Linked DNA regions of Mus musculus: region 2 is linked to region 1. The links are chromatin loops, found by intact Hi-C in ENCODE. Cell type or tissue: left cerebral cortex. All regions are shown on one strand. Each heading gives the region's core, and the rest is flanking DNA. Links, peaks and the distances in the headings are about the cores only. Region 1 holds the start of Gm39023 (a long non-coding RNA gene). Region 2 holds the start of E030018B13Rik (RIKEN cDNA E030018B13 gene).

What was found. Hi-C counts contacts between places; a loop is a spot of excess contacts. Peaks named below come from ENCODE experiments on the same cell type or tissue, not always from the same donor. Only the 100,000 strongest peaks of a DNase experiment are listed, where the experiment ranks them.
Region 2: it touches region 1 in a loop (4-fold over the local background); 20 of 42 quality-filtered maps call a loop at or near these places.

What each region holds. Positions count from the first base shown.
Region 1 is chr7:63,852,006-63,867,974 of GRCm38, forward strand. Gm39023 (a long non-coding RNA gene) reads right to left here and starts at 632. Exons shown (of 3, transcript XR_882151.2): 1 at 1-632. In left cerebral cortex, for the core only: a CTCF peak has its summit at 8,484 (motif pointing left); a DNase peak (open chromatin) is centred at 6,659; H3K4me3 peaks cover 768 bases; H3K27ac peaks cover 486 bases.
Region 2 is chr7:63,915,467-63,931,435 of GRCm38, forward strand. The region is part of intron 1 of Klf13 (Kruppel-like factor 13); the gene reads right to left. E030018B13Rik (RIKEN cDNA E030018B13 gene) reads left to right here and starts at 1,391. Exons shown (of 3, transcript NM_001256311.1): 1 at 1,391-1,629; 2 at 3,774-3,962; 3 at 4,487-5,073. The coding sequence starts at 1,596. The coding sequence ends at 4,605. In left cerebral cortex, for the core only: CTCF peaks have their summits at 7,735 (motif pointing left), 8,885 and 9,702; DNase peaks (open chromatin) are centred at 8,924, 9,629, 10,009 and 10,620; H3K4me3 peaks cover 541 bases; H3K27ac peaks cover 4,415 bases.

The sequences.
Region 1 (15,969 bases), core at 5,322-13,321:
TCAGCAGGCCGCTCCTCTTCCTGGGAAGGGTGGCATGAATGTCCTTGTGGATGAGTCACAGTAACCAGCAGCCTTCACTAGAGGGTGCCAGGGCACCTCTTCCCACACAGGGCCAGGCTGGCAAGGGCCGCTCTCTGGTGGGCACCAAACCTCCCCATTGCACCCCCTTCCTCATTTGGGGCCATGAGAACAGATTCCACACTCTGAACACCATGCCAACAAGAGCATTATCCCTGGCTATTCTGGAAGCTAGAAAGCCCAATAGCAAAGGGAGCAATAGACTTGGTGTCTGCAGCAAGTACTCCTCCTGGCACAGATGGCCTCTGCCTGCTGCGTCCTCACATGCTGGGATGCAGTGGATGCTCCCTGGCCTGTCTTTCAGAAAGGCACTAATCCCCTTGATGAGGGCTCCACCCTGAAGTAATCACCTACCACAGCCTCCTACACCACCACCTTCAGGGTGAGGCTTCCCTGCAGATGTCCAACCTGTGTTCATTGGCTCTGTTCTGGTACAACCCCTGAACTGTCAGCTTCTTTGCCACATGCCTAGTAGAGCTGGGGTTAGAGACAAGCAGAGCCTAACACCACTGTTCTCTTTCATATCCATACCCCTAAATGAAGTGTCTGGTTCACCAAGGTTCTCACCATTGCCCAGGGCTTCCAGTCCCTCCTGATGCTTTCCTGAGTTACCACTGCTCAGGGTTGTACAGCTAGAGTCTTCTGTCTTCTTTCTGAAAGTCCATGAAAGTTGGGGCCATAGATGCCCACCTCTGCCCACCTGCTTCTCCTCTGTCCCTCCTGCAACTTTGCTTTTGTTTAGTTCTGTGAGATGCGAAGAAGAAGGGTGTTCACCCTTCCCTCTGAGCATCAGAGCTGAGGTAGTTCCCTCTCTCCCAAACATTCATCCTGACAAGTGTCATGCCCTTGGTGACAGGTCAGTGTTTGGGAGGAGTCCCCTAACGAAGGCAAAACATCCCACAAGTTAACTGACTTACCTCAGCCGTGGCGTCTCAACCACCCACAACCACTGACTAACTTTTGCATGAGAAATATTATCTGTAGATTCACTAAGAGCGGCCAGTTAATATTGTCTTTGTCTATAGGATAAAGAAACCTGAGTGCTTATATTTTTAGTTATGAGTCTAACCTTGAATGGCAAAGCCACCTCCAGCCCAAGAAACCCTAACTCAATCGTAGATTATACAAACCACACATGTAAGAACACAAAAGCAAAAGCTGTCTGCGCACTACTGAAAATGTAGGCTCTACTCATAAAGTCTGGGTCTTTACTGTGGCTTCCACTCCCAACAATGCCTCACGGTCCAAGATGAGCCTCTGTAGCTGCAACAATCACATCTACACTTCAGCCAGCAGTGGACCGCAGTTTTGTTACAGCCTTGGCTCCCAACGCGTGGTTCCATGTTACACAGTGCTGAGTGAAGGATTTGACATGAGTTGGTTCAGTGTTGAAAAGAGAAGCTGGGGGGGTTGCTCAAGCTTGTAATGCTGACACTCAGGAGGTAGAGACAGGAGGATGGAAGTTCAACGTCATCTTCCCAAGCTCTACTACACAAAGAGTATAAGACCGTCGTGGGTTACATGAGACACTGCCGAACAAACCAACCAGGAAAGGATGCTTAGATGGCTCAGTGGGTAAAGGCGCTTGCCACCAAACCTGACCACCTCATTTCAATCTTTGAGATCCACGGGGTAGAAGAAAACAGACTCCCAAAAGTCGTCCTCTGACCTTTATCTGTGTTCTGTGGCATGCACACGTCCCACCCTTCAAAAAGTTAATAAATAAAAAAAAATTTCAAAAACTTATTTGTTTCTTTTCAATTTTTGTTTTATGTGTATGAGTTGTTTGCCTGCATGTATATGCACATTCAGACATGCACGCATACATACATGTATATATACATAGGTATGCCTATGGACCACACGTGTGCTTAGTACCCCCAAAAGCAATAAGCAGAAGACCAGGTGTTCTTAACCCCTGAGCTATCTCTCCAAAGGAAGATGTTCCATCATTTGCCTGTGAAATGCATGATGTCTTTGTTTTTTAATAGCTGAATAGTATTGCATTATGTAGATGTACCACATTTTCTCTACCATTCTTCCATTGAGGGGCATCTAGGTTGTTTCTAGTTGCTGGCTATTTTAAGTAAAGCTGCTATAGAGCAAGTTTCTTTGTGAGATGTTGGAGCATCTTCTGGGTATATGCCCAGGAGTGGTATAGCTGGGTCTTGAGGTATTCCTAATTTTCTGAGAAAACACCAAATTGATGTCCAAAGTGGTTGTACAAGTTACTGGCTCAACTCCAGACCCATTCCATGGGCAAGCACCAATCCCTGACACTACTAATGATACTCTGTTATGCTCAAAGACAGGAATCTAGCATGGCTGTTCTCTGAGAGGTTCCACTCAGCAGCTGACTCAGACAGATGCTCCACACACAGCTAAACAGTGGCTGGAGCTTGAGAACTATTATGGGAGAGTAGGGGGAAGGATTGAGTGTCCCGAAGGGGACAGGAACTCTTCAGGAAGAGTGCAACAGAGTCCAACAGCTCTGGACCCTTGGAGCTCTCATAGATTGAACCACCAACCAAAGAGCATAGAGGAGCTGGACCTAGACCTCCCTGTACATATGTACCAGATGTGCAGCTTGCTTGGTCTTCATGAGGGACACGAACAACAGGAGCGGGGGGTGGGGGGGATATGCCAAAAACCGTTGCCTGTCTGTGGAATATGTTCTTCTACACAGGCTGCCTTGTCTGGCCTCAGTGGGAGAGGATGATGCTCAGTGGGAGAGGATGAACCTAGCACTGCAGAGACTTTGGGGTGGGGGGACTCCTATCAGAGAAGGGGAGGGATAGAGGAAAAGACTGTAGGAGGGAGGAACCAGGAGAGGTGGCAGTGAGTGGGATATAAAGTGAAAAAATAAAATAAAATAAAATAAAATAAAATAAAAAGAGGAACACACCTACCTCTAGGCAGACCACATTTCCCAGAGCCCGAAGAACCCTTGGAGTCTTCTAGAAATCCCCGTCCCCACATGGGTCTGAACATTCTGCTGAGAGGTGGACCAGGGCCCTGCCTCTGGAATTAGGCAGCTGCCATCCTCGGGTAGGCAATCCTGACACCAGCTGCCTGTGGGTGAAACTGCTTCTGCCTGGAGCTGCTGGGACATTCCCATTGACTGCAGCTCCTAGGTGTGAGGAGGCTCAACCTTACCATGTGGAAGGCTAGGGCTACCCAGAGCAAGGGCATCCATTAGCATGGTGAGCCCTCCATCTCTGAGCCTCTGTGCCTGGCTCCGCCTTCTTGCAGGTAGTTCCTGCAGAGCCGCCACGGGATCCCTGCTTCAAGGCAAGCAGGCCCAATTTTTAAATTTTTTTGTTGTGTGGAAAGATTTTTTGATCTGGATGCATCAACTGGCTAGAAGGTTTGTGCTCCTCACCAACATGACTGTGCCACCCAGCAGGGGGCAGCAGACAGACCCAGTGGACAATAGTGAAAAGAGCAAAACTCTGCAGGTCAGAAGAGGTGGGGTTTAATTGCCCTTGGGAGCTGGCACAGTATCTCCTTTGGACAAGTCACCTAATGGTGTCACTTAAATGATGGCCATGTCACACTGCCCTGTAGGTGCTAGGCAGGGAGTCTGGGTCGGCCATTCATCCCCCCCCTCTGCTATAGCAGAAGAAGATGCGATGCATCTTTAGCACCATTCACCATGGTTCTATCGGACTAGAAAGTTCACGGTGAGCATCCCGAATCAGAAGACCCCAAATCCACAATGGGCTAAAATCAAAGCTAGTCACGACGGTACACATTTGTATGATTCCTTACTGCAGAACTAGATGAGATAGGAAGATCGTGTCAGGCCATCTTGTCTAAAACAGAGGGGAATGCTGGGAGATGTCTCTGTGGGTAGAATGTTCCCATTCATACAAGAGGACCCCAGACCGCATCTGCAATCCTCAAGCCCCGCCCCCCAGAGAGATGACAGGCAGACTCTCAAGCAGTCCCTGGGCAGACTAGCCTGGTATGCTGTATGGAGAGCGAACAACAGAGATCCTGCTTCAAACAAGGTAGAAGGCAATGTCTCCTGTCTTACATACACACGTGAACACACATGTGCATGCACTTCTCAGCCATCCCCAGGTAAAATGCAGGCCTGAAAGTGAAGGTGGGCCTTTTTCCCATCCCCCACCCCCAGCCTGGATGCCTGCACTCCCTGGATTCCTGAAGTCCTTGGAAGTAGCAAAGCCCAAAGGCTGAGCCTCATGAAGGCTCAAGCAGAGAGGAGGAGGAGGGGTTGGAAGGAGAGAGTAGGACCCATGTCTGGCAGGCTCTAAAATTAAGGGTTCTGGGTTCCCTCTTGGTCCTGAACCTCTTGATGTCTGCTTCTGTGATTCCCCCAGCATCAAGGATGCTATCCTGGAGATCTGATTCACCCCCACCTTAGGCAGCTCACTGTAGATCCCCTGAATGAAGGACATAGTCTCAGTTCAAAGGAGACTACAGAGGCTTGACTGCATAGAGTCGAAGGGCCTGTGAGAGCATAAGGCAGGGAGATGTGAAGCCCAGTGTGACAGGCTCTCAGCCCCTCCTCGTGGTCCCTGTGGACACAAAGCCCCTGAGTTACAGAACCTGCCTCCCAGTGGCTAGTGCTCCTGTGCCCCTCCAAGGACAGCATTCTGGTGCTTCTACCCACCCAGTGTGAGCCAGCTCTGACTCAGGGCACACCCAGCGCTGGAAGGCAGCACAGGTTCCAGCGCCCCCGGACCTCCTCTAGGAATGAAAGAAACAGGCCTGGGCCTGGAGCAGTGGGTGTCAAGGTATCACCGGGCCCCTGCGTGGGCCTGATGGCTGTGGGAATCTGAGGGGATTATGCGGTGGTTTGGCAATGTTGAAAGGCAGACTCCACGCCCACTAAATCCTTTGGAGCAGAGGAGCCCTTGTTTTCAGGTGAGTTCAGTTCCGAAGGGGGTGGACACACACACACACAGCCTAGCTGGGGCTTCTTATAGTTGCATCTGTTCCTGATCGCCTGAGGTGACTAGTGGCACTCTCTAAAGAAAAACAGGGTGAGGACCTCCATAGCCAGGGTTGACTACCCAGGCAAGGATGAGCTGTTGGTGCCATCTTCAATGAAAAGCCACCTGGTGACATCACCAGTCCTTGGAGTAGATCAAAGGGAACCATATGGATGGCACCCAGCTGCCAGGGCTGCCAGCTCTTCCAGCCCAGGAATGCCTGGGGCTGCCTGGATAGGAAAACTGGAAATGGTACCTGCCTGCCCACCGCCTCTTATTTGTAAGCCACAGGCAGCCTTAGCCTCCTACTTAGACTCTCCAGGGCCAATGGTCCTGTTCTAACACCAACACACACTCTTCGCAGGCTGTGGTTGTGGTGCTGCGGCTCAAAAACCAAGGTGTTTAGAGAGATCTAGAAGCGACAAAGGCCCCAAAGCCCTGGAACAAGGTACTGTAAATGAGCATGGATGAACACTGAGGGACAGACCCACAGACAGAGCATCTCCCAGATACCCACCACTCCTTTCACAGTACCAAAAGGTCAACAGCTGGCTAGGTTTGGCTGCCTCTTCCACCATGCCTTCAAACAGCAGACAGTTCATATGGTCTATTACATCTCCTGCACAGCCCCGTCCCTTGGCTTAGTGGGTTCCCCTGATGTGATGGCGGGCCCCTGAGGACTCTCAGGGCCATAGGCAGGTGGGAAAATAGAGAGCGTGCAAAGCAGCAGCAATTACAGGCTCCACCCTGAGATGGGGCACTTTGTGGTGGGAACCTGTCCAGGCAAAGGACTTATCCGAGAGATCAGGCAAATTACTGGGTAGCCATCAGAGTGGAGCCTAGGCACAGACGTGTGTGCAACAGACACCTCATTAGTCTAATTATGGGCTCCCGGGCCCACTGGTACTACGCAGATGGAGGAAAACTTGAGGTCAGCCAAGAGAACAGCACCAAGGTGATGCTTTCCTCAGAAGGCTAGTTTGCCCTAGCTCCTCAGGCTGAGGTCCACCCCAGAAAGATGGGAGAAATGGAGGGGATGAGACCTCGTCACTTTAGAAGTCGACAGACTCCACACCTGCTCATGTGCTCTGCGTCCTTCTACTCCATCTGCAACCCTCATCCGTCGGCATTCAGGATTGCCAGGAGATGCTGGCCACTAGATACGGTCCATAAAAAAATGGTGATAGGACTGGAGAGATGCCAATTAAGGGCACTGATTGCTTCCAGAGAACATTAGTCGTATCCCAGAAAAGATGGCTCAAAACCGTCTGTCACTCCGGTTCGGAAAGATCAAGTACCCTTAGTTGGCAACAGACACGCTTGCGGGCAAAACACCCATACACGGAGAATATTTTAATTTTAAAAATTAAAACGGTGTCAAAGGTGCACAAAGGTCAGCCTTGTACTGCACATACGTTAGCTCCTCTAGAGTTATAAACAAATGCATTTATTTCATAAATGAGAGAAGAGTGCCTGACGATGTTAAGTGATTTGTTAGTAGCTCTTGGAGCTAGAAAATCAAGACTTTGCCCTAAACTAGCAGCAGGCCCAGGAACCACCCACCACCGAAGAGCTGGTGGGAAGTGGCTCCGGGAAACAGCTCGCTCCTCCCTCAAGAGATGACGTCACGGGGCCCCGCCCGTTTTAAAGCCGCTGAGTCCCTTTGGTTGTTGTAGGGAGAAGGGTTGGGTTCCTCTGCTTCTGAGATCCGGTACCCATCTCCTACGCTCTCGGGCTAAGAAGGGCACAGCACGCCTCTGTAGGCTTGAACACCTGTCCCTAACTGCTTTCGGGCTCGGTACACTACCTGCCACAACCATACAGCAAGACCACAGGGGCCGTCTACCGCACGTGTGGGGACCGGGAGGAACCCCTGGGTCACTCTGCCCTCCACGTGAGGTCCAAAGTCTCTAACAGAAACCCCTCCACTGTACCTGCCTCCCCTCCCCTCCTGACATTCCTAAATCGGCTTGAAGAGGCTGACTGTGACCCGGTGTACTTCCTTTCCTAGCAATCACCTCACCCTGCCCTCTCCTGGCCCGGCACTCTCCAGGACAGGGACATCTGGACAGGACTAAGGACCCAGCTCCACTTCCAGGAAGGCCCATTAGACTGTAACAAGGCCAAAGGGGTGTCCAGGACAAAGAGCCTTGTCAGAGGCCCATAGGCACTCTGGGTACTTAAAACAAAACAGACAAACAAAAACAAACAAACAAACAAACAAAAACAGTTCTGAGGTTGTTTTTTGTTTTGTTGTTGGTTTTTTTTTTTTTTTTTAGGAGGAGGCATGTCAAGGTCACCCCACCCCAAACTACACCCAACAGGCTCAACTGGCCTTGCCCACGCTCCTTTCTTTCTTCCTGAAAGAAAGGGAAAAGGCATAGAGTTAGTTTATAACATTAAGTGTCAGAAGCAGCACCCAGCACCCAGGAAACACTGTAGCTCCTTCCTGGGTTTGTAAAATCAGAATGTGTGTTCAGCAAGCTGCCCAAAGGATGCTGATGCAGCCATGTATGGGACCCCCTGGCTCCTGAATTCCATCTCCATCCCCGAGGCCTGTCTTCTTTTCCTCCTGAGCCCTGCAACCCAAGGGCTTCTCCCACCAAGAACTGCTACAATGGTTCCCAGTAACTCTTTTGCCTGTACACACCAGCTAACCTTGAATGTCCTGTCTAAATGTTCCCCTCCAGAGTATAGGGTCTTAGGTATGCAGGAATACAGGCTCAGACCCCTTCTAAAGCGGGCTCACAATCAGGCTGTGTCTCAGATTAGTCTCCCTGCCTCCATTCCTTAACGTTCAAAGGTGGCAGAAGCTCTGAGATGAAGCAGACCAGGAGACTGCCACCCTGGCCCACCAGACCCAGAATGCCAGGCAGCTTCTATAGTGCAGACCCAGATCTGCCTTCACAAGCCACTGCCTGGGAGCCATGACCTTCTTTCCAGTTTCACCTTTAATACCTATGTGGGCAGGACCCCCAGGCCCGCTCCCACCAGCATGCTTCAGTGTGAACCAAGCCATCGAGGTGCCCGCTTTCCTGAAGTCCCTGACCCTCTCTGTGTCCAGTGTCCCCTGATAGATCTCCCCTTTGCTTCTGAAACCCACAGACCTTGGTCCTTTCCCTCTGCTTCCCCTTCCCTTCCCCTGAGCCCTCTATTGGGCTCCTGTATCTTTGTGCCTCCTCCCTTGGAATAATACTTACTGTCCCTGAGTCACCCTGAGGGCTACTTACTCTATTTTTGCCACTATAACAAAATAACTGAAACTGGATAGATGATAAATAATTGGGGGGGGGGGGGTGCTGGAAAGATGGCTCATCCATTAAAAGCACTGGCTGCTTGCTTTTCCAAAGGTCCGGAGTTCAATTCCCAGGAACCACATAATGGCTTACAACCATCTGTAATGGGATCTGATGCCCTCTTCTGGTGTGTCTGAAGACAGCGACAGTGTACTCATAAATAAAATAAATAAATATTTTAAAAAAATTGAGGGTTATCCACTGTATTAGTCAGGGTTCTCTAGAGTCACAGGACTTATGGAATGTTTCTCTATATTAAGGGAATTTATTGTGATAATTTATAGTCTATAGTCCAACTAACCCAACAATAATCAGTTGGGAAGTTGCTCAAGCCCATGAAGCTAGTTGTTTCAGCTGGTCTTCTGTAGAAGTATATTCCACCAGATGTGCTGTCAAGTAAACGCAAGCAAAGAAGAGTGAGTCTTCCAAAGTCCTTATGTAGGTCTCCTGTAGAAGGTGTGGCCCAGAGTAAAGGTGTGTACTACCACGCCTGGATCTGGCACTTGCTTTGTCCCAGGCTCACCTTGAACTCAGAGATCTCCTTGCCTCAGTATCCTGGGCCTAAGCTTTTCATGGCCACTGTGCCTCACTCAGGATGTCCATGCCAAGATCCAGATCAGAAGCTTGTATCTTGTAGCCTCAAGATCTGGATCACAGGTGAGCCCTCCAATTCTGGATTATAGTTCATTCCAGATATCATATAATTTGACAACCAGGAATAGCCATTACATCCACCTTTCAGTTCTCAAGGCTAGAAAGTACCGGAGCATGGCGTTAGCATTTGGTGAAGGCTAGCTTGCTGCACCATCGCATGGTAGGGCATCCTCATGAGAGAAGAGCGACTAGCTTGGTTCTCTCTTCCTCTCTTTGTAAGGCCACTAATGGGGGCCACACCCTCATGACTTCATCTCGCCCTCGTTACCTTCCAGAGAGCCCACCTCCAAACAACCCTGGCAGGAATTTTTCCACCTGATCTGTCCTGGAGACAGCCCTTTGGACCATGGCAAGGACTGATCCCACACTCGCTGACAATGCACCTTCTTTACCTACCCTCCCAGCCATGGCCACGGGTCTAGGCTGAGGTTTCATGAGTCATGGGCCCCAGCTTTCCTTCTGATAAGCTGTGTTATCCAGGTAAGTTAGTGAGCCTAGGTATTCTCACTAGAGGCCAGTGATTCCCACACGACCCGTGTGTTCCATGAGTGTGTCCTGATCACCTACAAAGGTAGCAGAAAACTTCCACATGGGAGGCAGTAGGGTACACAGATGTAAGAGGAAACTCTCGCCGCGAGAAGATAAATGCATGGCAGCCAACTAGGCATTTAGGGCACAGGCCTTAAGTCCCAGCACTCAGGATTCAGAGGTAGAACGATGAGGAATCGAAGATCATCCTTAACTACATAGAGTTACAAGCTAGGCTGTGCTACAGGAGATCCTGTCTCAAAAGCAAAAAATAGTGTGATGGTTAATGAATATTAGCAGCTTAACAGGGTCTAGAACCAGCTTGGAGGCAAGCCTGTGGGGGACTGGCTTTGTTAGGTTAGCGTCTGGAGGTACTTTCCAGGGCTTGGTTAAAGCTTGAAGAGCCACTTTGAATGTGGTGGTCTGGGGGCTTGGACTGCATAAAAAGGAGAACGGGAGCTGGGCACAAGCATCACTCTCTGCATTGTGATTGCAGATGCACTGTGACCAGCCACCTCCTGCTCCATTTCCCCATGACCAACCGGCTCAAAACTGTGAACAAAAACACATGTTTCTTTTTGTTGTGTTTTGTTTTGTTTTGTTTTGTTTTGAGACAGGGTTTCTCTGTATAGCCCTGGCTGTCCTGGAACTCACTATGTAGACAGGCTGGCCTCGAACTCAGAAATCCGCCCGTCTCTGCCTCCCGAGTGCTGGGATTAAAGGCGTGTGCCACCACGCCCAGCAAACACATGCTTCTTTAAGTTGCTTATGTTGAGGGTTTGGTCCAATGTAGTGAGAATTTTGACTTCTTAAAAAACAAAACAAAAACAAGGGCTGGAGAGATGGCTCAGAGTTAGTGCACTGATGACTGCTCTTCCAGAGGTCCTGAGTTCAATTCCCAGCAACACATGGTGGCTCACAACCATCTGTCATGGGATCTGATGCCCTCTTCTGGTGTGTCTGAAGACAACTACAGTATACTCATATGCGTTAAATAAATAAATAAATAAATAAATCTTTTTTAAAAAACACAAATATTATGGGTATATGTTTTTGTTTTAATTCAGGTGTGGGGATATGGGGCTGTTTCACAGCAGGTGACTATGATTTGACTAATGCTTTTAGCAGAGGCATGGTTTTGCTAGCTACAGATAGTTTCTATGATGTCTGGAATTCTGGGGCTTCGAAAGAAGGTTGGCCAGTTGGTAGTTGATTGCTGTTGTTTGCTGTAGTCCTGCGCAAAGGGATGAGAAGAAATTAGATTTCCTGTCTGCAAAGTTCAAACTTGCTCCAAGAAACTTGACTCCCTAATCTGCAGGAAGTAGTCAAACGATATTGCGACCCACTTTCCCCTCTACCCTTGTTTCTCTCCTACCTAGTGTTAGGGGGTTGAAAGGGTGGAAGAAGAGAGGTGGAGAAGGATAGAAGAAAAAAAGAACTCACAAAGTAGCCAAAAGTCCGGTTACAGTCCCAGCGATGACAAGAATCGTAACTAGCCCAACCAGTTAAACAAACCAACAGCCACAGAAAGCTGTTGACTGATAGGAAAGGAAGGGAAGAAGCCCCAGGCTCACCTATGAGGTCAAAGGCCTCTGCTGAGCAGGGGAAAGGTGAAGAGCAGTCAGCAAGGTGGGGGAGTGTTCTGAGGGAGGAAGCTGCTTCCTAGTGCAGTCTCTACCACAAGCCAGGAGGCTGGGTGGGAGTAAGAAAGGAGACAGACAAACCTGTCCTCAGAGGGTCTTGTACCTGTGTGCTCAGGACGTGAGGGATGGGTGTCATTCTGAGCTGTGGGAATAGGCTATGGGTGACATTTATAAATGATCCCTTCATCTGTCCTACCATCAGACTTAAGGCCCAGCTAGAGCAGCTGTGGTGGTACATACCTGTAATCCTGGCACTTGGAGGGTAGAGGCCAGCCAGGGCCACCTGAGCCTCTGTTTCAAAAGGCCCAAAACAAAAACAGACAGGCTGCTGTGACCAAGTCAGCCTGGGGTCTCCCTAGCCCAGGAGCCTGAGTCCCAGCCCAAATCCCTGACACCTCACTCCAACATGTTTATTCCACTTTGGTATCTTCAGAGGGATATGTGCGCACGATTCTGACCTGATTGTATTTAGCATCAAAGATTTTGTGAATATATCAGTCATTAAAATTATAACCATAAAGGCTAAGTTCTTCCTTAATCTTTTAAACTCAACCTACCAAATGTTTTTGCTTTATAAAGCCTTGCTCACCTGTGTCACACTGATGCTGGTCCAAGAGCAATGTCCAAGGAGCGCATGGTACGTAGCATTTGTGCTGTGCAAACCTTTTTTTGGTTTTTCAAGACAGGGTTTCTCTATGAAGCCTTGGCTGTCCTGGAACTCACTCTGTAGACCAGGCTGGCCTCGAACTCAGAAATCTGCCTGCCTCTGCCTCCTGAGTGCTGGGATTAAAGGCGTGTTCTACCATGCCCGGCTATGAGCCAGACTGTCTTAAGCAAGACACACATGTTACGTTTAGCACAGTTAAATGGAGGCTTTTTGCTCATTGCTGGAGAACCATTCTATGACTTTGACAACATTCTCAGCTGACATAGTGCCTAAAACTCTAGCAACCCATCCAGCCTCTAGCCAGAGGCTGAGCCATCTCAATTGTTCTGTTGTTCTTCCTATCCTATATGGCAGGAGAGGGGTTACAAGTCACCCTGGCAGTCCACTACAGAAGTTTGCAACTCTACTTAAAAGTCCCTGGACCATCTCCCAACCCTCCTGTCAGCTGAGACAGCAGGTGGTTAACGTCCTCTGGATGGCTCTTTCCCTCCTAGGGACACTGTCTGCAGCTGCTTTACAGTGCTAGTCTGAGTTCTGGTCATTTGTTCCTAACAGGCAGCATCGTCACGAGTATCTGGGTATCTGAGAATACTCAGGGCAGATGAACAGCAGCAGGGACAGGATGGCAAGATGCTCCAGAGTCTCTGTGGGTCCCTAATACATAGCTCTGGGTTCAAGTCCTGCTCACCAGTCCTCTTGGAGACACATTCTAGTGAAACTACAGGATCCAGTGCTTTGAAAATCACCCTGCATCCACTCCCACACTTCTGCATGTTAGGCTGGAGGCCTGAATGGTATCTCTTCCACTCCAGTCTATTGTGAGGCTTGGGGATCAGTGGAGTATTCTGCATACCCAGGCAGGTGAGAGTGTGGGGAAGGACATTCATGCATGCAGAACAGGAGCTGTGGGATAGGAGAGCAGAGGCTGTCCTCCAAGGCTGGGCACAGGATGGAGAGACATGATGGTTGGTTCCCAAGACAGATGCCCAGGGCCAGTAGACCATGCCGCAAGACAGGAGAGCTGGTAAGGTTGAAGCAGGTTCAAAACCAGAGGGAATCTCACACTTGAGAACAGTAGGCATGGAACCAGCTCCCTGCTAAGCTCTACCTGTGCTAAAACACATAACTAGGACACCCCCATTGAGAGGGCCATGACAATCAGTGACATAGGGACAACACCTGAAGTCCTTCCCCATGCAATAGAGCACCCCTAACATCTCAGGCTGAACCAATGGGAAGAATTTACCCTTGGATCCCATCCTACCCCCAAAATATTTATAAGGTCCCTATCCACGTGAAATAAAGGGCAGGAGTTGTTTCACCGAGGATTGACTGAGAGTAGATGTTTTATTGAGCTGTAACATTCTGGGGAGGAGTTTTCTCTCCTGAAGCATTCATTGCTGGACCTCAGATCCACACAGGAGGCTGGGTTTTCGCCCTCTGCCTGCAGCTGTGCCCACCGCAGCTCACCTGCTACTGCTGCCATTAGCAGAGATGCTGTGACAGTAGCGGGGAAAATCTGTGGCCATCTGCCCTCATGAGATTCCCTTTGGAGAGCTGTACCATCTTGGCTATTCTGGCCAGACCAAAGCCCACTGGAACGGTTTGTTCTGAGCCACAGATCCTCAGACTTGTCTCCCCTGAGTGGCTTGCTGGTGGTGTTCAGGCACCCCAGCAACTAGGCAGACATGCAGCAATGGCTCTTAAGTGTCAAAAGGAAGGTGAGGGGGTCCCTCAACAATGACCCTGAGATTAGGATGCTGGATCTACTGCCATCCAGAAACATAACGTGCAGGACTCTCACCCAGTTTTCAATTAATCTTATTAGGCTATTTTTTTATATATATTACTAAGTACAACTTGATATTAAAACTGTAGATAAAGTGCAGGCCTCCACATTCAGGGGGAAAAAAATAGATCAAAGCCACAGTAAGGATCATTTTCTATCCACTAGGGTGACACTTCAAAAGAGTGGGCCACAGAAGGTGCTGGGTAGCATGAGGAGGGCAGGACCCCACAGACACTGTTCATGGGGTGGGAACGGATCAGGTAGAAACTGTCTGGGAACTCTTCACACAGAGTTACCACATGACCCAGTAAGTCCATGCCCAGGTATGTACATAGGGAGTGAACTGTGCCCACACAAACGTGCGCCAGGAACTTTCTCACAATTCCACTCCTAACAGCCCCAGCAGAAAACAACCCAACACCCACCAGTTACTCTGTGTATTCTTTTTAACTGTATGACCACGCAAACATGATCATTGGGCCATAAAGAAGGATGAGGTTCTAATGTGCTACCACTGGATGACCCTGGCAATGTGTTACTCAGCAGCAGCCAGACACTCAAGGACACATTCTAGGATTCCACTGTAATACTCAGAGAGGCAAATCCAGGGAGGTACACAGGGTGCTAACTGAAGCATGCATGGTTTTCTTCTGCGTGTGTTCTATAGTGATGGTTGTGTCTGTGAAAATGCTGAAATGCACAGAGATACATACATAAGATGGTTGAATTATTACCATGCTCTTTTAGTTTACTCTCTATTGCTGTGACAGAACCTTCTGACCAGAAGCGTCTTGGGGAGAAAAGGGTTTATTTGGCTTACAGTTCCTTGTCACAGTCCATTATCAAGGGAAGCCAAGGCAGGAACTTAAGCAGAGACCTTGAAGGAAAGGAACACTGCCTCCCAGTTTGCTTTCCAGCGGCTTGCTCAGTTATCTTTATTCTATAGCCCAAGCCCACCTGACAAGCCCCTATGTGCATGTAAGGAGTCGGCTGGAATAGTGCTACATCACCAGAAGAACTTTCCTTCCCAGCGGCCATCAGCTGCCCATAGCTCTCCAGCTAGGGGTGGAGCCTTGAGTGCCTCCCAACACACACACACACGCACACGCACACGCACACGCACACGCACACGCACACGCACGCACGCATGCACGCACGCATGCGCATTGGAGAATGTTGCCTGGCTTGATCTTAATCTTGACCTTCCATTCTCTTCCCTTTCCTTTAACTTAATATATCCTCAGATGTGCCAAATCTTCACTGTTGTGTTTTTTATTGTTATCTGAGGCTTGAACCAGGGCCTTCATGCTTGACAAAGCTCTACCAATGAGCTATATCCACAGCTGTTGTTACCCCTTTGATGACACACAGTATTTCATAATGGAGAAGTTCTCCCATACCCTAGGCAGGATCTTGAGGCGACGACACCTCTCAGACCAGAAAGAGTCCACTCTCTGCAGAGGTGGATCCAAGTTCTCATCCTTTCATTCCCCCAGACTGTTTATTTCTTATACTTCGGTGTAGAAACCCAGGAAGGACTTCCTTATGGATCCAACGAAACCAGGACCCTTGCTCCACCAGGTTCTTTTCTCCACCTCTTTTTATAAAAGTCACTTTCACTATCCTCTAATTGTCATTTCCAAGGCTTGCTGCCTCTGTCTGCTAACCCAGGCCTAGTCCTGGAAGCTTCTAGCTTCTGTACAATTTTATCTAGGCCTAGATTTTTTTTTTCAGCCTCTGAGACTTGCTGTTGAATAAGTTCACCCTTTCTAGTTCTTTCTGAAGTCTGGCTGGCTGGCCATCTAAGCTGTTCTGTCTCAAAATTCCCCATACCAACTGATTCAAACTGGCTTCTTTCAGCTTCTCCTGAATTCTCCCTTTGGCCTCATACTACCTTGGGCAGTCTGTTCCAACCTTCTGGCTCCTTCTGGTTCTCTGGCTTGTTCTGTCTTCTCCTGGGTCTAGCTTGTTCTTTCTCTGCAACCTGTTTCTGAATAGTTGTCCTGGTAAAAACTGCCCTCTCTCCTCCCTCTGCACTGCTCTCTTCAGTAGCCTCTCGTTTCTGTTCTCGTGAGAGTGGGGCAGATCCTATTCGGTCAAATCTTCCTCTGACTTGTCACTTTGTCTTCCTTTCAATTTGGCATCACTTTCAAACATGGGTGCTTCCTTCTACAAACTAACTTTAACTTCATTGTTTGGGATTAAAGGTGTGTGCTAAGAGTGTCTGTAGCCATAATGCTGGATTAAACTCCCTCTACAATCTCCCATTTCCTTTCTTCTTAATCTTCTGAAAGCCACTGTGTCCTCTGTTACTCTGTGGTAAACCCACTCTCTCAATTGTCCTCTAGCCCCA
Region 2 (15,969 bases), core at 2,907-10,906, 61 kb after region 1:
TGGTAACTATGTGAGGGAGGAGCATCCTCACCGACAGCTACCCTCGCCTCCTCGGAGATCCACACTGAGACCCACTCACAGATGTCGATGTCCAGCAACAGACAGCTATTCTCCTTCTACCATGGCATGGACTATAGACCTATGTGTTGAATGGGCACCTTGGAGCCTGTTCTCTCACTGGTCTGCTTTTTCTAGCCTGCAAGGACTAAGAACTAAGAACTCAGCCGGGCAGTGGTGGTGCACGCCTTTAACCCCAGCACTTGGGAGGCAGAGGCAAGTGGATTTCTGAGCTCAAGGCTAGCCTGGTCTATAGAGTGAGTGCCAGGACTACACAGAGAAACCCTGTCTGGAAAAACCAAAAAAGAGCAGAGGCTGCATGTAGTAGTGTCTCTAAGACCTAGGATGACTGAAGGTCAGAGCCCCTGTTCCCAGGACATCGCAGGATGAAGAGCGCACCATCTAGGTCACAGCTCAGTGAAGGCTGCTATCACCATCCAGCAGCTTTAAGAATGCTATGAGTACTTGCGATTCAGTCAGGAATACAAGGCTGATCACATCCTACCATCTACCTTCATGTAGAAGTCCAGGGAGTATTGAATTAATCTGCTTTTGATGAACTTAGTAGTTAGACTCAAGTTCACATTGGTAGGGTAGCTGTGACCCCACCTCCCAATGGACTATGTCTGCCCAGCAGAAACAGCCTTCGAGCAGTTCCAAGGACTTAGGCCACACGCGTAACAGCATACATAGGCCTGCCAACACCCACTTGTATAGCAGCTCCCTGGGTCCCTCTTTCTCCAGCCATCAGCATGTTTCCTCTCTAGTGCTGTGGGGTCCAGACGAAGCACAACCCTCACACTTAAGCAGCAGAAACTCTAGGACTATAAGGGGTAAGGTAATATAGAGCAAAGGCCAAGACCTGGCAGGGGACCAGCATGAGCACAGCATGAGATGCTCTGGCGTCTCCCTGTGTCCCACTGCTACCATACAAGATACAGGATTCCACACGGGGGAAGGTGGCTGTGGGTCCATCTGGAGTTCTGGGAAGAGCATCACAGGCCAGACAATGATGTAATATTGTAACATATTACAAATCCAGTTTCCACTTCCTCTCCCTAAATGGGTGGCAGAAGCATTTCCCAAGGGGTCTAGTATTCCCCAAGATGAAGTAACAGAGCTGTGGTCCTGAAGAGAGGCAGAGTGCAGGAAAAGTCCTATGAAGAGGAGCAACAGGCAGACCCAAGAAGACACAGAATCTAACCCTACCCCCATCATCTATGCCACCTGATTCGACAAACACTGCACACACTGTGTCTCCTCCCAAAATCCATGTTGAAATCTTCTCATGGAACACGATGGCACAAGGGGGCTGAAACCTCTGACGTGAATTAGTTTTCATAATTGGGATAGAAGAGTGCACCCTCTGACACTGAACTTGAAGCTGACATGAACTTGGCCTTCCGGCCTCTAGAAGGTCCTTCTGTTCTCAAGACTTCTGGTCCACGCACGGCATATGACAAGCAGCCCAAAAGATGAAGTCTAGAAATGGTCCATGCTAAAACTAACTCAGTCAACTGAGGGTCCTGAATAAAGAGATGGAGGCCAGAGATGCAGACCGTGGAGATTTGAGTAAGTATGGTCCCCACAGCTCATGTGTTTGAATGCTTAGTCATCAGTGGGTGGCAGGATTTGAAAAGGATGAAGAGGTGTGCCCTTCGGGCAAGAACTGGGGGTGGGATCTGAGGTTTCAAAAGCCCACGTCAGGCCCAGAGAGTCCCTCTCTGCTTACGGAATCAGGATGCAGAACTCTCAACTACTTCTTCAGGACTATGTCTGCCTATCTGCCTTCACCGTCCTCACCATAGTGATAATGGACTAACCTCTGAAACTGTAAGTAAGCCCCCAATTAAATGTTTCCTTTTCTAAGAGTTGCCGAGGTCATGGAGTCTCTTCATAGCAACAGAACAGTGACCAAGACACAGGCTGAGCAAGCATGACACATGACTCCTCTAACGCATGCAGTTCTCTGTGGCCAGAGCAGGCACTCACACCTGTGCAGTGACTGCCAGCCAAGATATGGCTGATAACAAAGGCTACCTGTCCCTGGGCCGTTTATTCCTAAGTCTTCAGTGAGAACAAGGCCAAGCAGCTCGCTCTCCTCCCTTGGGTGCATCTTCTGGGGCTGCTGAATTTCTTCTTTGAACATTTCTGTATCAGTAAAATGGTCTGCAGTAACCTATCACTTTCTGTAAAAACGTGTGTGTGTGTGTGTGTGTGTGTGTGTGTGTGTGTGTGTGTGTGTGCTTGCTTGCTATTCCTGTTGCTGCTCTTGTCTGGAACACACAAGTTGAGCTGGCAGCACGCCCTCTGTGTTCTGCTGTCAAGTCGATGTACAATGTGCCTCGGGGTAAATGGGGTGGTACAGGCACCTGCTGCTCCATGTGCTTCTGCAGTGAACTTTCGTTTGGACTTTATCCCATGCAGGTCATTCTGGCAAGAAAGGCAAGTGTCCGCCCCAGCCCCATGCTTGACTTGAATAGAGCCAGGGATTACCCTTTCCTGAGTCACCAGCAAGAGAGCTCCAGTGTGGGTCTTGTCCCCAGCTTCCAGACACTAATATGCCCAGAGAAAACAAGAAGCAGCCTCCCGGGTGAGGGAGAGCCACAGAGTGGAACAGAGGCCAGGCTCTAAGTGTGCGGGGCATGACTGAGAACCATGCCTTTCCTTCTTGTGCTGAGGACCAATGCTATCCTTGGGGGCTGGTAACCAGGAAAAGCATACACACTCATACTCTACTAAACTGTATGAAAACACAGAGGTGGCAACACCCCACAACACCCATGCTGCACAGGGTTCCAGATGCCTGGAGGGAGCAGAGAGATTTGAGTCCTTCAAGATACCCTTGGGTGGTGATCACAAATGCCTGTGGCCACTTCTTCCCTTGGCCTCCCAAGTCATGCTGTCATCTACCTGTCCCATCTCAGCCTTTCATGCTGATGGGACTCTGGTGCAGATCTCTCCTCTCTCAGAAGTTATCACTTAATCCACAGACCAGGATCACATACCACCAGAGTCAAGGCACTGTGCGTGGCCAGTCTCCTGAGGTACGCCCTGTTATAAATGGCTGCCCTGGCCTTGTACCCCCAGGATGTCTATCTCTGGGGGCTGAAACGTTTCTAACTCCCTCATTTCCACAGCCACAGATGCTGATGGCAGCAATTCCCATAGTGCACTAGTCCAGTGGGTCTCACAAAAGAAGTAGGTAGCCTTGGTGTGCCCAGGTAGTTCCCAGGGTGCATACAGAAGCCTTTTCCTCATAGGGCTAGTTCTGCTGACAGAGCTCTGTGAGGACACTTTCTGATTCCTCGAGAGTGGCCACATCCCAACAGAGCTCACTCCTCAAGCCCTTACATCCTCCTACCCGTTGTGTGCTGTCACAGGTCCAGGGGACAGGGACCAAGCTCCCACTCTTGCCTGCCTAATAGCACAGCCTATTCCTATTGCAGCCCCACCCCACCCCACCCCCCACCCCGCCAACCCTGAACCCCAGGATGCATCTTTCCTTGGATAAACCTTGGTGTTTATACAGAACCATCGTGGGGTCTGGCCAGCCCATAGTGGGTGCTCTGGCTGAACTCCCACTCTCCTCCTTTAGAACAAGAAGGGAGGAGCATACATATCCAACCAGCAGCTGCTCACTGTACCCAGCGGTGGGCAGGACTGCAACTGGAATCCTCTCCTGTGGGTTGTCACGTGTCTTCTTTGGACCATAGAGCAAGGATCTGATATGACCGACAGTGTGTTCAGCACTCACGCAGGGTGTGCAGGTGCACATGAAGCAGAAGGCTACCCAGCGGAGTGGTCCTGCATCACATCGGTCAGTGGTGATGGCTCTCAGGCCCAACAGAGCACATGCTCAACAGATGAGGTCTACCCATTTGGGCACACCAGAAGCCAGTGTGGTAAGAAAGGGGCCACAGTGTGGGGTCAGGAGGCCCCAGAGCAGCTCACACCCAGGTTTTCTCAACCATGTCCACAACACACATTCGCTGAAGGATTTTCAGTCTCAGGATATGATCTGGTGACACACTTCCCTCCCCCACAGCTCACAGCTTGCCCTCAAGCACACCAAAGCCACTTGGGCCTAGACCTGCCCCACCCCAACAACACTTTAGCCAGGCACCTCCCTCAGGGAAGAGGGAGGTCCCTAGGAGGCTGGCCAAGGGGGCCGGAGAAAGAACATGAGCTTCCCAGAAGTGCCCTCAGGTATCCCAATCCTCAGGACAGAAGAACCAGACAAGCCAGAGCCCTCACAACATTCAGGGACAAGGAGAAGAACCTCATGTCACTTACCCAGCACTTCCTAATCATACCCCACAAAGGCACTTACTTACAGTCACGCTCAGCAAGTGTCACTGGTCAGAACTGCCCCCACCCCTCTCTCTACTTTACTCCCTTGACCCTACCCATCACCTCTCTCCCCAAGCACAGGGCTTCTCCCAGGATGAAGGACAAACTAAGAAGGAACAGAAGGGAGTTAGAAAGCACTGGCCTCATACCTCCACAGTTCACACCCAGCCCAGCAACCATCCTGAACTTCCCTGAAGCATCATGGGCAGAAGAAGAGGGACACTGAGAGGCTCTCGGCCGGGACACCTCAGCCTCTTCTTGGGTGGGTTACCTAGGCTTCTCTACCTTCACTCCACCTAGCTAGCTGCCTTCCCCTACACATCAAGACCAGGGAGGACCCTACAATACCTTACAATACCATGGCCACTTGACCATGGTAATGTATAAGGAGAAGAGAACCAAGCAGAACAACAACAAAAAAGTACCCCCAAAATATCCATGGTCTCCATTTTGTGTCAACTGCTCCTGAGCATGAGGCCTCCCTGGAGTGTGGTTGATACATCCAGTGATAACCTTCTAACCTTCTAGTAATTTCCTTTGCCAGCAAGTATCAATTGCAATAGCTTCTTCATTAGGAGTATTTTGTATCCATTTGTATCCATGCTGGGATTTTGTCTGGTTTGAATTCCAGCAGCAGGTCTTATGCATGCTAACAGTCTCTGTGAGTTCATTGTTTGGATTCTTTCTTGACAGAGGAGGGAGGGAGAGACAGAGAGGGAGAGGGAGAGGGAACAAGTTGGTAGACGGGAAAGTAGGGAGGCTCAGGGAAGAGTTGAGGAGGGAAAAGACAATTATCAAAATACATAAATTAAAAAACCCAAATAGTTAAATAAATAAATAAATAAATAAATAATAAATAAGCAAGCCAGGCAGAGGGAACTGAGGCTCAGCTCCTAAGTGAATTCCTGCCCGTAAGCAATAGGGCAAAAACAAGGCCACTACCTCACAGGTACCAAGTGCCCATGGGCTGGAAAGTACTGTTGGGTGTGTGTCTTAAGGCTGAGGAAGATTCATCAGACTAAAGGCATCCTTGAAAGCCAGGCTCTTTATACATAGTACTTTATTTATTGACCACTGACCAAAGCAACATGTGGCTCACAGGTCTCTGAGGGCAATGCAAGCTACCTCACATAAAGGAAATGGGAACCAGCCACACACAACCCACGGGCTGAGTGGGCTGGGCACGAGACCATTCCCAAGCTAAGACTGTTCAGGGGACTAGCCTCAGCACCTCCCAAGCCTACTAAGAAGGCTAGGTTGGATAATACTATGTACTGGAGTCAAGGGTACATGTAAGCTACCTACACACTTGGGCCTCTCTAGGAAGGCCTTCTAGGGGTACCTCTGCCAGAAGGTGCACAGCCATTCTGTCTTACATGGTATGATAGCAGAGCCTGAGCCCAACACTTAGCCATTTTTTTCCTGTAGTTGTAAACTGTCTCCTACCAATGAGATGTAGGTTGAGCTTCTATAGACCAGGGTGGAGGCTCATGGGTAGGTATCTGGTCTTTACTGGGACAAATTAGCACCAGACTCCAAGGGTCTCCACAGAAATCCCTACTGGTCTTCATGTCTTCCCATTTTCCTTCTTATTGCTAGGCACAAAGATGGAGGCAAGTCCTAGAACAGCACATGGCCTAGGTACACACAGTACATGGGCAGAGATGGGAGGCTTCCTGGAACACAGAGTACATCTCTTATACATCTGTTCTAACAGCCCCCAAGCTTTGCTTTCTACTTACTCCATGGTCTTCAGGACATCCAAATGTGGTCAATTAAACCGCCTCGCCACTGGATCTTCCAGGATGGTTCTGAGTAGACGCCTAAGCAGTACATCCTGTATAGGGTATAGGACAGCCCCTAAAGGGGATCAGATGCCCTACCCACCCACTCCCCAAAAAAGGGGGGGGGGAAGAGAGAGAGAGAGAGAGAGAGAGAGAGAGAGAGAGAGAGAGAGCGCGAGCAGTCAGGGAGGGAGGGAGGGAAAGAGACTGTTCTAAAGACCACAGGAACAGAACTCAGAAATGCATGGCAGCAGCATGCTCTGTCTAAGCAGGGCCTTGCGCAGGCAGAAGGTCAAGCTACCTCATGTTCCCCAACAAATAGGTTCTCCACAGGGGCAACATTCTTAGGTATCATACCTCGGGAGCAATCAGATACAAGGGGAAAGGCAAGCCATGTTCTTATTTATAATCAGTCAACATGCTCACCTCAGACCACACAGGAAGCATTTTCATGCCAAATACACTAACGGGAAGATGCCGAGAAGACAGGAAAGAGGTAGAAAGGGTGGTTCACAGCTGAGAAGCCAACCTCAAAAATGCTTCCAGGCTTCCCTTTAGGAAACAATTGTTGCATTTGCAAATAGAGTTGCTCCCCCCCCCCCAAAGAAAATTAAGCATGGGGTGACGGAGCGTGGGGGAGGGGAGCATGGGGGTGGTAGGAGGCTAAAGCTGGCAAAAGTAATCACTTCTGAAAAGAATGCCTGCTGAAGCCAGAGCAGCCCAGGGAGGTCACAGATAGAGCAGCCGGTCTTCTGTGTCCTAATAGGCTCCCTATGCCACTCATGTCCATGCACTGACAGCAGGCCTGTCCCAGGAGTCCACAGAAATACTGGGTATGTGTCTACAAACAGCATGTCTGAGCCTTCAGACTATGAAGGTACAAAATCGGCCATGACACCTGGATGGTGCTAGTTTCCCTGTAGAACAGGCTAACACCCTTGCTCAAGACTTCTGGAAAGTATAGCCCAGAGCACATCTGGACTCGGGACTGTTTCTCTTTGGGTGGGGACACTTTGCAAGGCTGGCATTGCTGCCACCTCCTATGAAACTGTCTGAAACTACAGACCTGGTGTGGGCTACTGGCCTTCAGCCCACTAAGCCTTATCCAAGCCGTTCACCTTGAGGTTTCAGATTATCTGCTCCTGATAAATTAGTCCAACTGAATACAATTAACTGAACTTGGGAGGTCTTGGTTACCTAGCAACAAATGAGATGGGGCTGACACTCCCTAATCTGAACCCAGTTTAATACTAGCTAGGAGGTCTCCATAGCAATCCAAGGATGCTCATGGAAGCTTGCAGTTCTTTCTGCTGTAGTTAGGTCCTTCAGAGAAGGTTATGGGGATCTATGGGCATGACAAGCAGCAGAACCATCTGGGCATCCATGAGCAAAACTGCAGGGCTATTAAAGAGAAGGCTCAGTAGTTCAGAGCACATGCTGCTCTTACAGATGAGGGAGGTTCAGTTCCCAACACTGAAATCGTGGCTCACCACTGTCTATAACTCCAGCTCTAGGGGATCTGAAGCCCTCTTTTGGCCTTGGAATGTACTGCACTCACATGGTGAACTTACAAGCAAAAGAGTTACATTAAAAACTTCCAGGACAATTCAGGGTGTGGTATCTCCCAGCACTTGGGAGACAGAGGCAGATTTCTATGTGTTCAAGGCCAGCCAGGTCTACAAAGGGAGTCCTGGACAGCCATGGCTGGTTACATTCAGAAACCCTGATTTGAAAAACAAACAAAAACACCAAAAGCCAAAAAAAAAAAGAAAAAAAAAAAAAAAACCCCTTCAGTACATGAAATTCTGCTTTATCAGGCAACATCCATGCACGCAGGCAGGGGTGGGTAGGTGCCACAGGGTGCCTAAGCACAAACCCTCTTGGACATTTGAGTCATTTTCTCTTCTGCTCTTCAGAGGTCATCATGACCAGACAGACTGGAACTAAGGATGAAAACTCAGGGTGGTGTTCAGCCCGCTTGTACTTCAAGGCCAAGGCTCCTTACTAATGAGCTATAGTATCTTTGTTTACACAATAAGGTATTATCAAACAGAATGCATTCCTCAAAGCAAAATAGCACAATGGGTAAGGACACCTGTCACCAAGCCTGGTAAGCTGAGTTTGATCTCTGGAATCCACATGGTAGAGAGAACTCACTCCCCCGGGATGTCCTCTGACCTCCACGTACATGTATGCTGTGGGATGTGCACGTGTGCATGCACACACACACAAAAGTAAATGTAAGAGCAACTTTTAAAAAAATGAAACACCAAGAGGTTTTTAAAGAAGGGCACTAAAGCACGCCATCTATGAAGTCAAACCTCACACAGCTGGCCAGGGACAGAGACAGCAACACCACTGGGCCTTATAGACAACACAACAAAAGTCTCGTGTCCATGCTTTAGGGTCTTCACCACCCCTCGTTGCAATGGTAAAAACTCTAGTTGGTTTTTAACACAATAAAATAAATTCTGGAAAACAAAAAAACCCAAAAACCTCAATTCTGCAAACATCCTTAAAAAGATAACCCTTGGTCATATTAGCAGGACCATGTCTAAGTTACACAGAGTGGGGTGGGAAGGTACTCTCAGTGATGGGGACACCAGGCAGCTCTCTACTCAGGGGCTAGGCCAGGCCTCTTGCTGAAGGCCAGCTGCTGCTCCCTAGTGAAAGCAGGAGGAGCTGGCATGTTTAGACAGGGGAAGCAAAGGCAGCCCTGAATCTGAAATCAGGGCAGCCAATCTGGACATTCCTCTGGTGCTGGGTTGGGGGCCTGCCACATGTGACAACTCTTAACGGCTACTGCAGAGAGTTGCTTTCCTGGCAGGTCCACACTGAAAATGGAATAAACAGCCCATAAAACAATCCAGCCCCCTTGACATACATAAACCACGAGACTGACACTACACAACCGTAAGGGGAGCCTCAATGGATAAACCATCCACCAGGTGACCTAGACCAACATTTCTGGCCAGAAAAGTGAATGAATGCGCTTCCCAGCTTACTCACCAGGCTCTTTGTTGGGGCAAGGATATATAAGGTGACCTGTCGGAGAAGAGACCCTGGCAAAACAGGAGGCCATGGGAACCTGCTGCTGAATCTACTCATGGGCTGGCCATTCCCACAGGGACACTCCCATCAACAGCCAAGCATGTGGGCAGGAGAGCCTGGCCAGGTGCAGCTGACCCAGGCTGCCAGACTGCCTGCAAGAACAGTTAGAGTTTAACAGCAAACATAATCCTCACTGGCATGGCTGAGGTGTAAAACCAGTTCACACCCTAGACTCCTCCAGGAAGACTGGCTCTGGGCAGGAAGGTAGGTGGCCCCCGGGCTCTGGAAGCTCCACTTATGGGCATCTGAGAAGAGAAACAGCTCCCCAAAATTTTCCATGGAACTTAATCAGCCTCAAAGCCAATAAATCCTGGTGTGGTGTTTACGTAAGCGCTCCTAGCCTCTGGCCCTCAGCCAGTACTCCGAAGCCTACGCTGTGCCAGCTGTCGGCAGTGGGGTGCCCTCTCTGCTGCCCCCACCCTGCCTCACCAACCTAAAAGAAAGTCAATGAATCACAGAAATGTTCCTCCTATAAAAGGAATATAAATGTTTATTAAGAAATTATGGGAACCAGGTCAGGCATTTTGCAATCTTAGTCATACTAGCTAATTAAAAAAAAAAAAAAAATCAAAATAGAAACCCATCTTAGAAACTTGAGACAATGAAAGCTTCTCCAGCCAAGGAGCCCTTGGATCCCAGACTCAGCTTGGTTGTCAAGGCAACTCAGTATTTACCTCCAGTTCTGCTGTGTAGGAGGACCCTGGCTGGGACCAGGAACAGCCAACCAAGCCACCTCCTCCCCAACACCACAGAGGATAGGTGCCAGGGTGTCCCCAGAGAGCGGAAGGAGGAAGCCACAGCTTCCTTCATGGCTACGCAGTCGTCTCCCCTGCATAGCTACCTACAGCACAAAGGAGAGGCGCCCACATTCTCCTTCCTTCAGTCCCCTGTGCCCCGGGGTTCCTTGGGGGTTGGAAACCACTGAAGGCAAGTTAGAACCAGCTTGGGTCCAAAGTACAAAGAGGAAATTAAGGGTGGATGTGCCCAGACTGCACCCTCAGCTGGACAGCCCATGCCCACACTCAGTACCCACCCAGGCTCCACATCTGTGAGGAGACCTGAAGGGATGGAGGGCAGAGTCCCTTGTGCTTAACTACGGGTCCCTCTCTACATCCCGAGGACAGCCCTGTTGGCACAGTCACGCCCAGCATACTACTCCCTCCTCCTCAGCTCTTGCAGGGCATCAGGCTTTCTGAAAGGCTCATGGCACTACAGCAACAAACACTCCTGCTACAGCCTGTATACCTACAGGACAGCTTATGGCTAACTTCCATCCAAGGGAGCAACTGTCCTATGTGCTGGCTGAATGGCTCGTATGTGTGCACGCATCCATACACACCCACATAAACTCTTTCTTCCAAGCCGAGCTCCACGGGTAATTTAACAAATGAGTTCATAACACTGGATCATAATTCAGGCCATGAGCCAGATGTGGGAGTGAAGAGCTATAATTCTAGCTCTTCGAGAGGCTGGGGCAGGAGAACCCTAAGTTCCAGCACAGCCCAGGAAACTTAACGAGATTACTGACAGAGGAAAATAGCTGGGGCTCAGTGGAAAAAGTACTTGCCTAGCATATATAAAACCTGGGATGCCATCTCTAGTAAGGGGATACTACTTATTATGACAGAGTAGAAGAATGGGGACAGGAAAATAAAGGCTGAAGTTTTTCAAAAGCTAGAGTGTGGGCTTAAGAGTGATACAATTAGACAAAGCAAAATGCCTATCCACAGGACAGGCCACATCAGAACCTAGTCTTGCAGGCCTGGCAGTTCGGGAAAACCAGCTTTCTGATTGCTAACATGGCAGAACCGTGCCAGTGCAGGTAACACCCTGACTGTTCTCTTTCAGAGAGCCACATCCCTCCACAAAGCCTGGCAGGCACACAGCCTTGACATATGGACATTCTACAAAGCCCAGGGCTCACACAGAAGACACTGTGTGTTGTATCAGGCCAAGTAGCAAAGGGGGTTGGGGGTGGAGGACACTCTGGAAAAGATGATAGTTCAAAGTCCCTGTGTGTCCCAGGTGCTGCCAGGGGCTGATAGTCAGAAACAGCAGATTAGAGAAAATCTTCCTGAGAACCTAAGGCAGTCCGAGGGTCCTAAAGACCACCTACATGTTGCAGGTCACTCAGCAAACCTGGTAGGGGAGGAGCATGGGAGAAACATGTAGGTACCATCACCACTAAGGTGGGGTGGAAGCAAGAACAAGGAGATCGGAGAGGCATGGGTCAAGACAATGGAGAAGGAAAAAAAAAAAATTTAAGCCGTGCAGTGGTGGAGCACTTGGGAGGCAGATTTGAGTTCGAGGCCAGCCTGGTCTACAGAGTGAGTTCCAGGATAGCCAGGGCTACATAGAGAAACCCTGTCTGGGGGGCGGGGTGGGAGGGTGGGGGGTGGGGGGAGGTAGACAATGGAGAGCTGCTAAGGACTAGACTACAGTCAACACATCCTCATGTGACTGGCCACTATGTAATTAACTTAGGCTCACCATCCTTGTTCAAACAACATGTCTGGGGCTTGTGGTTGGAAAGAAGCCCAGGTTCACCCTTGGTGCCAATCTTCTGAGCACACACCTCAGTGCCCCTCGAACAACACCCAGGAGCGTGGTCTGTGGGTACAAGTCTCCGTCCTCTTTCCTAGCACTTCTTCACAACCCTCTTGCCTACTTCCCAAGCCAAGCAAGCTCCCTTTGTTCACTCTCTTCCCCAGTCCTATGTGTGTGTTTAGTGTGTGTGTGCTCGCGCACACGCGCGTGCATGCGCATACATGGGGTGCAAGTGCACATGGGCATCTGGGGAGACACAAGGTTGTTGACTCTGGCTGATACTTTCCACATTTTAAAAAATTAATTTATTTTATGTATATGAGTACATCATGGCTCTCTTCGGACACACCAGAAGAGGGCATCAGGTCTCGTTACAGATGGTTATGAGGCACGTTGAACTCAGGACTCTGGAAGAGCAGTCCGTGCTCTTAACCGCTGAGCCATCTCTCCAGCCCTCTACTTTTATTTTTGGGACAGACTCTCATTGATTCAGCTAGGCTGGCCAGCCAATGAGCTTCAGGGGTCCTCTCGTCTCCACTCCCATTCCCCACGCCACCCCCAGCTAGGAAGGGTTGGGGTTACCTCCACAGCTTTTCCCACAGGTTCTGTGTGGGACCTCTATCAAGTGAGCCATTTCCCAGTCCTGTTCTCTTTCTTACAGTTAAGAACAACAGGGGTCAAAGAAGGAATTCACAGCAGTAGGACACTCCTGCTGTTATTGCAGGCCTGATACATACTCTGGTATGGCTGAAAAACAACTTTAAGGATTCCCTAAAGCTACCTGCAACCTAGAGAACTTCCCAGAAGGCTTGTTCCTTGCAAAGGCTGCACCCTTCCCTAGCAAGGATGCCAGCCTCCGTAAGAAGAGCTTATCTGCCTTGGGATCCCACATGTGAAACCCAAGGACCCATCAGGCCCACAAACCTGAGGATTGCTGCTGTATCCAAGGTTCTCCTCACTGTAAGAAAAGAGCTAGACTGGGGAAGGCCCACATACCTATAAATGTTAACTACTGGCTCTCCAAAAAGCAAATAGGGGGCCCTGTTTTGGGTCTCAACTTGATGTGTGCTGTCAACATGGTTGGGACAAGGTAACCCTCTGTGAAATCTCTAACTGCCGTCAAACTTACTTCCACAGGCGACCAACCAGTGCCAAAGCTCTACTTTTAGAAGTCCCTTCAAGAGAGGAACCCAGGATGCTGGGCGTGGTGGCACACGCTTTTAATTCCAGCACTCGGGAGGCAGAGGCAGGCGGATTTCTGAGTTCGAGGCCAGCTTGGTCTACAAAGTGAGTTTCAAGACAGCCAGGGCTACACAGAGAAACCCTGTCTCGAAAAACCAAAAAGAGAGAGAGAGAGAGAGAGAGAGAGAGAGAGAGAGAGAGAGAGAGAGAGAGAGAGAGAGAGAGAGAGAGAGAGAGAGAGAGAGAGAGAGAGAGAGAGAGAGAGAGAGAGAGAGAGAGAGAGAGAGAGAGAGGAACCCAGGGCTGGTGAGATGGCTCAGCGGTTAAGAGCGCCTATTGCTCTTCCAAAGGTCCTGAGTTCAAATCCCAGCAACCACATGGTGGCTCACAACCATCCGTAATGAAATCTGATGCCCTCTTCTAGAGTGTCTGAAGACAGCTACAGTGTACTTACATATAATAAATAAATAAATATTAAAAAAAAAAAAGAGAGAGAGAGAGAGAGAGAGGAACCCAGGGAAGGCCCTGAGCCACTGACTCCTTGGCAAGTGGCTTTTTTAACTTGGGGATCAAACAGAGCCTCGCTCTACAAGTGTTCTATACTGAGCCATACACCCGAGACCTGATAAGTGTCTTTTAATTTGGGTCCCCATGTCTTGCTCTTCCATGATGCACCCTGGGTTTGGCTCTAAGGAGATAAGCTGCTCCCCCACACCTCTGTGTCAGAAGGACAAGGACATTTAATCTAGGGTTTCAAGCCTCAGGGCTTTTCTAAGCAGGTCACCTTGGGACAGACTGGCCAATGGCCACGGAGTGTAGCCAAGTTCCTGGTTAGCAAGTGTTTTTGTGTTTCAAAAAAAAAAAAAAAAAAAAAAAAAAAACGAGAACAATAAACAGATGCCCACCCCCACCCCTGGGGGAAAAATTCTCTGGAAGCATGTTCTTCTTGGTTTGGTTTGTTTGTAGCAAAGCTACAAAGGAGGGGCTTGTCTAGACCATAATACCGTGCCAGGTTCCACCAAATGTGCATGTATAACATACATACACACGTGCCCACACTAGCACAAACACCCACACAGTGCCTTCCTCAGCCCTTCCTCAGGAGTAATACTGGAAGGACAGAAGGTACAACAGCCAGCCACATGTCAGAGAAAGCTGGGCACAGACACCAGCACGCAGGAGAAGCCTGAGTTTAGGGCAAGCCCAAGCTGATTAGCAAGACCCCTTCTAGATAGATAGATAGATAGATAGATAGACCGTCAGACAGACAGACAGACAGACAGATAGGCAGGTTAGCTAAACAGCAAGATCCCACTTGGATGGATGGATGGCTCTAGAAAGAAATAGAAAAATATCCAATCAAATGAGGGCAGATTGGGCAGATGGACACCTCCTTACCACACAGCCCTATTCCCAAGTAAGGCAACCTTATACCTCTACCAAGAGCAAGACTCCTAAAAATCTCATCCACAGTTGTTGGGGCCGTAGGTGGACCCCAAAATATAACTCAGAAGTAGAAAGCGGAGTATTCCTATAGCCAGCATACTCTAGCTCTGAATGCCTGGCACAGATACTACTACATTTACGTGGGTCTTGGGGGTTCTATTGTGATAAAGCACCACAAGCAAGGCAGCTTTTAGAAGAATAAATTTGGGGGTTTCTATTTCCTGAGGATTAGATTCCATAATGGTGGGGACAGAACGTAGCAGACATGGTGGCTGAAGCTAGAAGCTGAGCGCTGAGGGCTCACACCTCAAACCACAAACAGGAAGCCGAGAAAGCAAACTCAAAATGGTGCCTGTCTTTAAACTCTCAAGGCCTTCCCCCCAGTGACATACTTCCCTAGCAAGGCCACACCCCCTAAGCTTCTCCAAATGGCACTAACTACTATGGACCAAGTATTCAAATGCCAGAGAGTATGGGAACATTTATCATTCAAATTTTCACAACATGTGTACATGTATGTGGGTTTACATGTATGTAGACAAACATTCAAGGAATAAAGGCAGAGCTTTGAATGAATGGTCATTATTCTGGCTTCCAACAAGCACCTTTTATACCCAATCTAATCCTGCTAGGAAGACCCAACAGTTGAGGTTCGGCTCCCTATTACATTGGCCTATGACAATGGCTGCATCCTTCTACATTCTATGTCTAGGGACTGGGTGGCAGCTGCTTTATCACCCGAATCCTGCTCATAGGGCACAGCCAACTTCTAAACTACCAAGCCTTTACTTTCTACTTTGAAGAGAAGCTAATTTCTTGAGAAAAATCCCACTTAAGGCTATAAAACAAAAGCAAGCAAACAAAGCCCACAGACTCGGTGGGCACAGGAGGGTTCTTTTTTTCTTGAAAGTAGGCAGAGTCTCACCAGGTCCTTATAGGTGCTGGTGGTAACCGCCATCCAGACACAAGGGCAAGCCAAGTGAGCGTACAGGCAGGCGGTCTGGCCAAGAATGATACCAATTACCCTTTGAGCTGGCTACAGATGCATGCAGGAGCACTTTCATTATGAGTAATGCTCTAATGTATTTGCTTGGGGGTGGGGAGGGGATGCCTAACGTTCCTTCTGGATACTCTGTTGACTTTAAAAGCCATCAAAAGTGGAGACCCCAAACTTCCCACACTTGTGCAGTCAAGGATGTTAGAAGATAATAAAGACACCGGCCGTGGTGGCGCACGCCTTTAATCACAGCGCTTGGGATTAGGCAGGTGGATTTCTGAGTTCGAGGCCAGCCTGGTCTACAAAGTGAGTTCCAGGACAGCCAGGGCTATACAGAGAAACCCTGTCTCGAAAAACCAAAACCAAAACAAAAACAAACAAAAAAAAGAAGATGATAAAGAAACCAACCAGGGGAACACGGGGGCATGAGCACAAGGCAGGTGGCCAGTCTCACAGCATCAGCCACAGGCTTATTATTATTATTAAGTCCCT